Linked DNA regions of Homo sapiens: region 1 is linked to region 2. A link is an interaction called in ENCODE POLR2A ChIA-PET data of the cell type or tissue named here. Cell type or tissue: OCI-LY7. All regions are shown on one strand.

Evidence for each region. Peaks named below come from ENCODE experiments on the same cell type or tissue, not always from the same donor. Only the 100,000 strongest peaks of a DNase experiment are listed, where the experiment ranks them.
Region 1: POLR2A ChIA-PET joins it to region 2 with 8 read pairs; 1 of 35 experiments calls an interaction of 5 or more read pairs at or near these places.

Annotation. Positions count from the first base shown.
Region 1 is chr20:38,451,387-38,456,386 of GRCh38, forward strand. No RefSeq gene overlaps it. Among named protein-coding and RNA genes, the nearest start is that of SNORA60, 4.5 kb to the left of the region's middle. In OCI-LY7, no CTCF peak of the experiment used is centred here; a DNase peak (open chromatin) is centred at 2,865; H3K4me3 peaks cover 312 bases; H3K27ac peaks cover 2,647 bases.
Region 2 is chr20:38,879,250-38,884,249 of GRCh38, forward strand. All of the region lies in intron 2 of PPP1R16B (protein phosphatase 1 regulatory subunit 16B), which reads left to right. Among named protein-coding and RNA genes, the nearest start is that of FAM83D, 45 kb to the right of the region's middle. In OCI-LY7, CTCF peaks have their summits at 2,374, 4,536 and 4,736; DNase peaks (open chromatin) are centred at 2,382, 4,132 and 4,462; H3K4me3 peaks cover 2,895 bases; H3K27ac peaks cover 5,000 bases.

The sequences.
Region 1 (5,000 bases), 430 kb before region 2:
AGAGCTCTGGGGGTGTGGCAGGCAGTGCCAGCCGCTGGGGCTTCTGTTACCATGAGATAGATTTGGTCTTTGGGGATTCTCTTTGGTAGCAGTGATCGCAGTGATGTGCTTACGTGTGCATTGTATGTGTGTCACCACCTCCATATGTTGCTCTGTCCTCATTTTTCAGGTAAATTTCACACAAGAATGCTCCCAAAGGCTATGGTAGAAAGTTGGGAGTCAGTTGGTCCCACTCCTTCAGTTGAAATAGAAATCACTGTGACTAAGCCGGGCATGGTGGCTCACGCCTGTAATCCCAGCACTTTGGGAGTCTGAGGCGGGTGAATCACTTGAGGTCAGGAGTTCGAGACCAGCCTGGCCAACATGGTGAAACCCCATCTCTACTAAAAATACAAAAATTAGGCATGGTGGCAGGCACCTATATTCCCAGCTACTCAGGAGGCTGACGCAGGAGAATCATTTGAACCCGGGAGGTGGAGGTTGCAGTGAGCCAAGATTACGCCACTGCACTCCAGCCTAGGCAACAGAGTGAGACTCTGTCTCAAAAGAAAAAAAAAAAAAAAGAAATAACTGTGACTAGGGTTGAGGGAAACCAGGCTGTCAGGCATCTCTGATGACCTCTGCCAGCAGGAGACATTCTTGGCTGAAGAGTCCGCTCTGCCAGCCATCTCTGGCGAGGGCCTTATTTCTGCATTGCCCCCCTCCTTATTCCTACCCAAGAACCACCTGACACCTCTGGTTTGCTCTCTTGAAGATCCCCCCACCTGCTGCAACCCCTCTCTAGCCGGTTTTATCCAACTGTGGCCTTTGTCCTTTAGTGAGAAATGACCACATTTCCCCCACCAAAGAAAGGGGGCCAAAATTCTCCCCTTTTCTGAGTCCACTATTTTTAGTGAAGTTTTACACTGGTTGGTGCCTTGAATTGGTAGACCTGTCTTTCCTTAGCAAACTGACCCCTCTCATAGCTAAGCAGGTTCCTGTCAGCTAATAGGACAAGTGTCTACACTACACTCCCTTCTTTAATCTCTCGTTCTCTTTCTCTCTCTCTCATGCTCTTCTTGACCCACTACCTCAATCCTGCAACCTGGGGGTCCCTTACGCCCTTTTTAGTTTGTTCTATGGGAGGCAACAATGATGGAGTACTGAAAAACAAGGGAAGAGGTGAGATTGCCACGCAGTGGGGGAAGAGAGTGTCAGCTATAGAGATAGGATCACTTACTGTGGCTTGGCCCCCTGGCATAAAAGTTTTCTTACTAAGCCAGACTGGTTGATTTGTGGAGGGTTCCCTCATTTATCACCCTATTTTCATGCATCCTAGTGGTTGCTGGCTGGATGTGAAGGTTGGTGAACTAATATGTTAGAAGCTCTTAGCATAGCACTTGGCACATAGGAAGTGCTCGATGAAGGATAGCTCCTCTCAATCACTAGAACTTCCTTTCCAATTGTAAATGGTCCTCATCGCTGGCCCAGCCTCTTAGGTCTTTCTTCTCCTGCCCTCTGCCACCCTCGCCCGACCCTACCCTCAGCCTCTAGCCTAGACTTCCCATTCTCCCGAGGAGACAGCAAGGCCCTCCTCACTCTGCCTGTGGCCTGCCTGTCCACCCTTTTCTCACACAAGCACCCTAGGCCTCAGCCACCCTTCTGCTTAAGGTCCCTGAACATGTTCTTTTCCCGGCCTATGCGCCTGGAATGCATCCTCCGCTTCAAGCTCAGCTGACTCAGCTTGTGTCACTTTCTTCAGGAAGCCTTTGCTGGCGGAACCTCCACCCAGACTGGATTCCCCGCCCCTCCTTCCATTCATATCAATTATCAGTTCTGTGCAGGCACAATTCTAGGAACTGGTAAACAAAACAGGCAAAAGAGCAAATCCCTGCTTTGTACTTACATTTTGGAGGACAAGGACATATCATAAAACAAAGTACTAAAATAGGTAGAATGCTTGAGAAATGTTAAGGAAAAAAAGTCATAAAGCAGGGAAACAAGATAGGAAGTTTGGGGACCAGCAGAGGGAGTGGCATTTTAAATTGAGTAGACACGACGGCCTCCCCAGGAAGGTGAGATTTGACTAAAGTGAGGAGCTCTCACTGCTGGGCGTTCACTGCAGGCTGTTTAAGCCGCCATCACTGCATGGACCATGGACAATAGGAAGCTTTTTCCTGGCCGAGCGTGGTGGCTCACGCTTGTAATCCCAGCACTTTGGGAGGCTAAGGCGGGCGGATCACGAGGTCAGGAGATCGAGACCATCCTAGCTAACACGGTGAAACCCCATCTCTACTAAAAATACAAAAAATTAGCTGGGCGTGGTGGTGGGCGCCTGTAGTCCCAGCTACTCAGGAGGCTGAGGCGGGAGAATGGCGTGAACCCGGGAGGCGGAGCTTGCAGTGAGCCGAGATCGCCCCACTGCACTCCAGCCTGGGCAACAGAGCGAGACTCTGTCTCAAAAAAAAAAAAAAAGGAAGCTTTTCCTTTGGATACCAGGTTCAGTGAAGTGGGGAGACAACAGGCATCTGAGGCCACTGCAGTGCTGCTTCTGATTATGAACGTTTCACCATGTTGTGAAGGTGCAGCTGAATCAAGCCAGGATTAACTGGTCAGCACCTGGATGGGTGTGTCTAGAGGCCAAGCTCTGCACCTGTCAGCTCCCCATCCCCCTCACCTCCAACCATAGCTCAGTGGTCTAGGGAAGCTCAGTCACCCAAGGACAGCCTTGATAGGCCTAACCCATCACCTTGGTCCAGGACCCATAGCAGTGATCACTGAGCCCTGCAGTGTTTCTGCTGGGAGAGTTCTGCATGTCAAGAGACTGAGTAATTGGTTGCAGAAACAGGAAGAGACAGAGTAATTAAGTCTTAACAGCAGCCTAGGAGCATAGAACATTGAGCTCCTGTTGCAAGTTTCTAGAACTCACAGGTGGAGAATGAAATTTCAGTTTCCAAACCACGTTCGTGCTCCTCCAGGCATGACTGTGAGCAGTATTCTGATTTGCCATGAGGCCTGGGGATTCAGTTTTTTCTGAATTTTTATAAGGCATGGCTATGTGACCAAGATTCCTTTTCGTTTTTTTAAAAAATTTTTTAGTTTATTTTTTGAGACAGTCTTGCTCTGTCACCTAGGCTGGAGTGCAGTGGTGTGATCTTGGCTCACTGCAACCTTTGCCTCCTAGGTTCAAGTGATTCTTCTGCCTCAGCCTCCCGAGTAGCTGGGATTACAGGTGTGCACCACCACACCCAGCTAATTTTTGTAATTTTAGTAGAGACGAGGTTTCTACTAAACCCCCGTCACGTTGGCCAGGCTGGTCTCAAACTCCTGACTTCAAGTGATTCTCCTGCCTCGGCCTCCCAAAGTGTTGGGATGACAGGCGTGAGTCACCATGCCCAGCCTGTTTTTAATTATTTATTTATTTTAAGACAGGGTTTTACTCTGTCGCCCAGTCTGGAGTGCAGTGGTGCAATCTGGACTCACTACAGCTTCAACTTCTTGGGCTCAAGCAATCCTCCTGCCTCAGCCTCATGAGTAACTGGTACTACAGGTGTGCGCCATCAGGCTGGGCTAGTTTTTGTATTTTTTTGTAGAGATGGGGTTTTACATTGTTTCCCTGGCTGGTCTCGAAATCCTGGTCTCAAGTGATCCTCCCAAATTGGCCTCCCAAAGTGGTGGTGTTACAGGCATGAGCCACCACACATGGCCTCTTTTTTTTTTTTTTTTTTTTTGAGAGCCCTTACATTCACTACTTCCATTACTAAAGGGAGCAAAATGAATCTTTTCTCATTATAGTCAAAAAGCATACCAACATAATGCCTGACGGGTGGAAGGTGCTCAGTCAACATTTAGGGATGAGGAATGATACCAGCAGATGCCTTGATAGTGTGCGCCAGAAATGACTCATGCAGGCCCCTCTGCCTCTGTGGGTACGACTGATAATAGGTGGGCCTGGTGAAGTCACTAAGAATCTGATGTGGCTGGGCAAGGTGGCTCGTACTTGGAATCCCAGCTACCCAGGAGGCTGAGGTGGAAGGATCACTTGAGTCCAGGAGTTTGAGACCAACCTGGGCAATACAGTGAGACCCTGTCTCAAACAAACAAACAAAAACACACGAAAACCTGATGCTGTCACTTAATTGCTATGGGGCCTGGAGCACATTATTTTGCCTCCCTGACCCTCAGCTTCTGGCTGTCTAATTTGACCATCAACATAGCACTTACCCCAAATAGCAATGATGAAGATGATGCATGTTAAATGCGTAACATAGTAACTGCCTTGCACGGAGTGCTTGATAAATGTCTGCTGTTTTTATTTGATGAGCACATATAGCTTGTTGATAGTTAAAATGAAGAACAAATATAAAATGTCATTATGACAGGCTCATCTGCTAAGGCACCACAAATACTTTCTTCTTTCTTGTTTGCTAATTTGCAGACATCCCAGCGGGGTTGGTGTTAGTCACTGCTACCATTGATTGAAATTCTGTTAAGTCCCACGCACTGTATTAAGCCTGTATGTATAATTACCTCACTTAATCTTCACAACAACCCAGTGAGGTAGATTTAATTATTTTCCATTTTACAAATAAGGAAACCAAGGCTCAAAGAAATGGAAGAGACCTGTCTCACACCTAATGAGTGGCTCAGCTAGTTTTCCATTTCCTGCTGTATTAAATAGTGAAAAATGTTTCAGGCTGACTGATTTCATAAATAGCATAAGCATACCAAGCTTATCAGATGCTTGTTTGTACTGGAATACTGGAAATTAGGATATTTTACTATTTGTTCCATCTGCTTCAAATTATTGCCTATTATTTAGAGTTGCTGAAATAGTCTTCATCTAAATCAGTGGTTTTGCAGATTGAACTTATGAACCTGACATGTACAGGGACAATAGCCATGTTTTAGCCAACACCAAAATATCAAGTGTCCTTCCCACTACTGTTGTGTCTGAAGCAAGAGTCATCCAAGACCCACAGAACTTGAGGAAACTTGAGAAGGGTATCACCAATGTGGCC
Region 2 (5,000 bases):
TAAGAGAAGGGGAAGGAAGGGAGAAGAAGAGAGAGGGAAGGGTCCAAGGCACACAGTCTTTGCAGCTTTGGTGGAGAAATCTTACAGGCCCATATCATCTTCACGGTAGCTGAGTTAAATGCAGTTCTCCCTCCCTTTGAGGAAATCGAATACACAAATGTCCCCTCACACATTAGGAAGTGATTCCCCACCTCACCCCAACCTCCATGTGTCAGAAAGACTATACATATTGAAAAAGATTAACTGCAGGCCTACTTTGTACATCAGTTTTCTGGGTATCTTTAGTTTTTTATTCTTAGAATTTAAAAAAATATTTTTAATTTGTTCATTCAGTCAACAAATATTTGTTGAGTGCTTTCTCTAGGAGCTGCATGCCCCACATAAGAAGACAGACACGAGTTGCCCGCATAGAGCTTATATCCTAAAGGGTGTGCTGTCACTTTTCCTGCATACACCCAATGCCAGATGTAAGTTACATGTGCAGAGGCATCTGGGTAGCTGATGTGAATCTCTGTCAACCCCTTCTGTCTAGCAGAGACATATGTCCTGGGCACAGAGGTTCTAGAAGGGAGCAGGTTTATAGCTACGTGTCTGGGGTCCCCTTGGCCATCTTGTCCTGGTGGTGCTAAGGGTGTCAGAGATGCTAGGAGAGGAACTGGCCTCTTTGTTCAAGCCAAAGGGTGAAGATTCTCTCTGACAAGGAAAAGTCTGTGGCCCAGCCTGGGAATGCTCTTGTCCAAAGGAAGAAGCATAGAGTAGCTCAAGAACAGATGTTCTGGCTGGTTCTGAGGCTTGGGTAGAGGCCAGGTAAGCTCCATTCACTTCTGCGGTCATCAGAAATTGACTGGGGGCCTGAACTACATCACAGGAGCAGCACGGTAGCCAAAAGATGGTCCTACTCACCCTATCCCTCCAGAACTTTAGTGTCGTAAAGACACAGACAAATCCATACATAACTATAAAATAGTGTTAAGTCTTTTTGGAGTTTGGGAGGCACAGCAGTCATATGAGAAGGGTGCCTGGCCCAGCCTGGGAGACCTGCAAGAGGCTTTGCAGAATAAATGACATTGAAGCTGGGACTTGGAATCTAAGTAAGAATTAACCAGGTGAAGTGAAGACAGAGAAAGACAGGCAGGGCTGGGTGTGGTGGCTCACGCTTGTAATCCCAGCCCTTTGGGAGGCTGAGGCAGGAGGATCACTTGAGCTGAGGAGTTCGAGACCAGCCTGGACAACATGGCAAAATGCCATCTCTACAAAAATACAAAAAAAATTAGCTGGGCATGGTGGTGCGCACCTGTACTCCCAGCTACTTAGGAGGCTGAGGTGGGAGGATTGCTTGAGCCCTGGAGGTTGAGGCTGCAGTGAGCTTGATCACACCACTGTACTCCAGCCTGGGTGAGAGAGGGACCTTGTCTCAAAAAGAAAAAAATACTATTCCATTGTATGGAATTTTGTTTATCTATTCATTAGTTGATGGAAATTTGGGTATTACTTTAGAGATATCGCGACTAATGCTATAAAAACATTCATATGCAAAGTTCTGTGTGGACATATATGTTCATTCCTCTTAAATATATACCTAGGAGTAGAATTGCTGGGTCAGATGGTAATGCTGTTTAACTTTTTAAGGACCTGTCAGTCTGTTTTCCACAGTGCTGTGCCATCTTACGTTCCCACCAGCAGGGCCCGAGGGCTCTGATTTCCACGCGTCTTCACACGGTTGTCCAACCCCTCCTCTTCTTGAATGGGCCAAGAGTGATACTTTCTATCTGGGGAAGAGCAAGGGGCTGGCTCCTGGGACCTGAGGCTTGGTCCTGGGGATGTGACTTTGAGGGAAGCCCGTGTCTTTCTGGTCCACCAGGGTGAGTCATCACCCAGGATCCCGGGGGAGCTGCCTGGCAGAGGGGCGGGCTGCACCAGCCACTGCAGAAACCACCATGCAACTTGACTGAGTCTCCACCCTCAGCTCCAGGCAGCCGGGCTTCCCTGGGAGCAGCTATTTCTGGCTATTTCTGCTCCAGGGAGGAGCAGTGGTGGGTGGAAAGGTTTCAATTGCTCAGTGGGGTGATTTTTGGAAGCGCAGTGCCTTGGGGGCACAGGACAGCTTTGACTTGGGAGGAGAGCAGAGGGGCTGCTCTGAGAGTGCTGGCCCTTTGGCGTTATCAGAGCAGAGGGCTGGGCACACAGCAGTCCTGACAGCACCTTGAAGAGGGGGAAATAAGTCAGTGCGGACTGGGCTGTTCATGCAGGAGGTGCAACCCAGTGGGCGGGATGTGGCGACATCAGGCAGGCCACCAGGGTGCTTGGAAGCAGGGGCAGGCTGGGGTCTACCTACAATGGAGATGCAGCAGGGAGACCGACAGAGGTGGCGCTGGACCTCAGGCTCAGTGTTCACTTCTGTGCCTCAGTGACTTCATTTGCAAATATAGTAACCACAAAGGCTGCAGCAATGCCTGTTGGCAACTGTCTTCTCTATCACATGATGTTCTGGAACACTGACCTTTATTGGCAATGTTCTTGACCTTTCTCTTAGCTTTTTGCCATCCCTGTGGGCTCTCTTCATGATAACATCTGTGTCCATCCTGTTCTTCTCTCCGCTGTATATGCTTCCTTCCCTGGGTCCTTGTTTGGTACCATTTTAGCAAAGTGGTTAAGGGTTCACTCTTCGGAGCTGGCTGGGCCTGGGTGAAAATCCCAGCTCTACCATTCCCAGCCAGGTGTCTTTGGGCAAATCATTTCATGTATGCAAATCTGAGCCTCAGTTTTCCCATCTGTAAACTGGAGCAATAATCGCAGGGAGCTATTTAATAACAGCAGGTTACTTATCCTCGTAACTGGATTATGAGGACTAATTGACTTGATGGATATGAAGGGCTTAACACAATGCCTGGCACACAGTTAGTGCTGGGCTGTAGAAAGAGCAAGGGCACAGGGCAGAGAGAATGAGGAGTGGGATCCTGGACAGAGGGACATGTTGAGTCCCCTGTATCCAGCCTGCAGAGGGGGACAGTGTTGGGTGGGGCTGAAGGACTGCTGTGGTCAGCCTCCAGGTCAGGTGGTGTTGATGAGGGAGGCTCAAGGAAGGGTGTCTGCTCACTCATTTTTTTTTAAGTTTGTTGTTGTTGTTGTTGTTCTTGTTCTTGTTTTAAGAGACAGCATCCTGCTCTGTCATCCAGGCTGGAGTGCAGTGATACAATCACAGCTCACTGCAGCCTCGAACTCCTGGCCTTAAGTGATCCTACGGCCTCAGCCTCCCAAAGCATTGGGATTACGGGTGTGAGCCACTACATCTGGCCTCACTCGATTTTGTACAAAAGTCACAATCATTGCTTTTTATTCCTGAGTCATACTCCTGTTGTGCCCCATGTCTGTGGGACTACACTGACAAATAGTTTCATGCCCTCAGGAACAAGTAGCTCCATGGGTAACAAAGTAAGTGCTGCTGTAAAGGACAAAAGCAGAAATGCAGGGTAGTGTGGAGAGAATAGATGGGGAAGCTCAATGGAGATTAGGGCAATCAGGGAAGGCCTCCCAGAGGAGGTGACATTTTGGCTAAAACCTAAAGGATGAAGAAGAGTTTGCCAGCCCAAGAATGGGAAGAAAGAAGGCTCCGGGCATAGGAAACAGTGTGTGCAAAGGCCTGGAGGATCAGAGCTCGGTTTTTGTTTTGTTTTGTTTTAGGAAATGAGAGGCCAGTGTGGCTGAACCAGTGAGGGATTCAGGGAGGGATTTCCAGGTAAGGCAGGTGTGGAGCAGGCAGGGACTAGATCATGCAATGCCTTGGAGGCAGTGGGAGGATGAGGCCTCATTGCTGGGCACTGGGCAGGAAAGGAAGGAAGAGAGATAGGAGGGCAGGCCTTGTGAGTGAACCTGACCCTGCAAGTCACATGGCGAGGTGGCAGCAGCTCAGCCCCAGGGCACCCCCCGGGGAGATGCAGCTTGCCCAAGGTCCACCTCCACTGGGCAGACACCTCTGCCTGGCTGTCTCCGTTTCCCCAGAGGAGGAGCAGGAGCCACGCCTATGGTCGCATGTTGCTAACCATCTCGAGGTCAGGAAGATGCTCTGTGAGACGGAGTGGGTCAGATGCCAAAGAAAACACAAGCTTGTCAGCGGTGATGTCTCCCTGCAAAGGCAGCCGCCACCAGCTTCCTGCCGAGATGGGCCGGCTCAGCCTCACTTGCTACAGCTGGAGATGGAGAGGACCAGATGGCCCTGTTTGGCCCAGATTCCAGCCAGATTGCCAGGGAGGTGTAGGCGGAGCAGCGGGGTCGGCGCCAGGAGCAGGGATACGTGAGTGAGGAGGGCGGGAGCCACCTCTTTGCCATCTCAGTAGGGCCCTGCCTGTGTAGGGGGTGGCGGGGCACCGACTGTGGCCTTACAGTGGTCTGTGAACCAGCATATGCTCAGAGCTCCCTGGAGGGAGACTGCCTCTGTCTTTTACCACCAGCTCTAAAGCTCTTGAGAGGTGCAAGATGTTGATGGTTGTATTCCCAGCATCCAGCACAGGGTGGCACACAAGCAAGAGCTCACTGGTTGATTTTTGTTTTTATTTTTAAAATAAATGCTAACAGTAGCCAGGGCCTTGTCTTCCTTAACCCCACAGCAATGCCATGAGGGAGCACTGTTGTGATCCCCATTTTGCAGATGAGGACATGGAAGCAGAGAAGGGGAATAACTTGCCTAGAGCCGCAGCTAAGCAAATGCATGAGAATAAATGGGTCACTCTGACAAACTGATGGCAGAGCCTGGGACTTGGGGCTTTGTGGGCAAGAAGCTGCCCTGAGTGTGGGCAACTGAGAGAAGGTGTGGACACTCCTGGCCGAAGGGAATAAGCGTGCCTTTCTCGTCTTTGTGCTCCCTGAGCTCCAGGCAACACCTTAGACCCAAGCCAGCTTCCTCCATTGCTCCAGGTGCTCCAGAGAGCAAGAGATGAGCCGGGAGAGGTAGGGAGACAGGACCCCTGGCGTGGCTGAGCAGGCTGCACACTGCGTAATTCCAG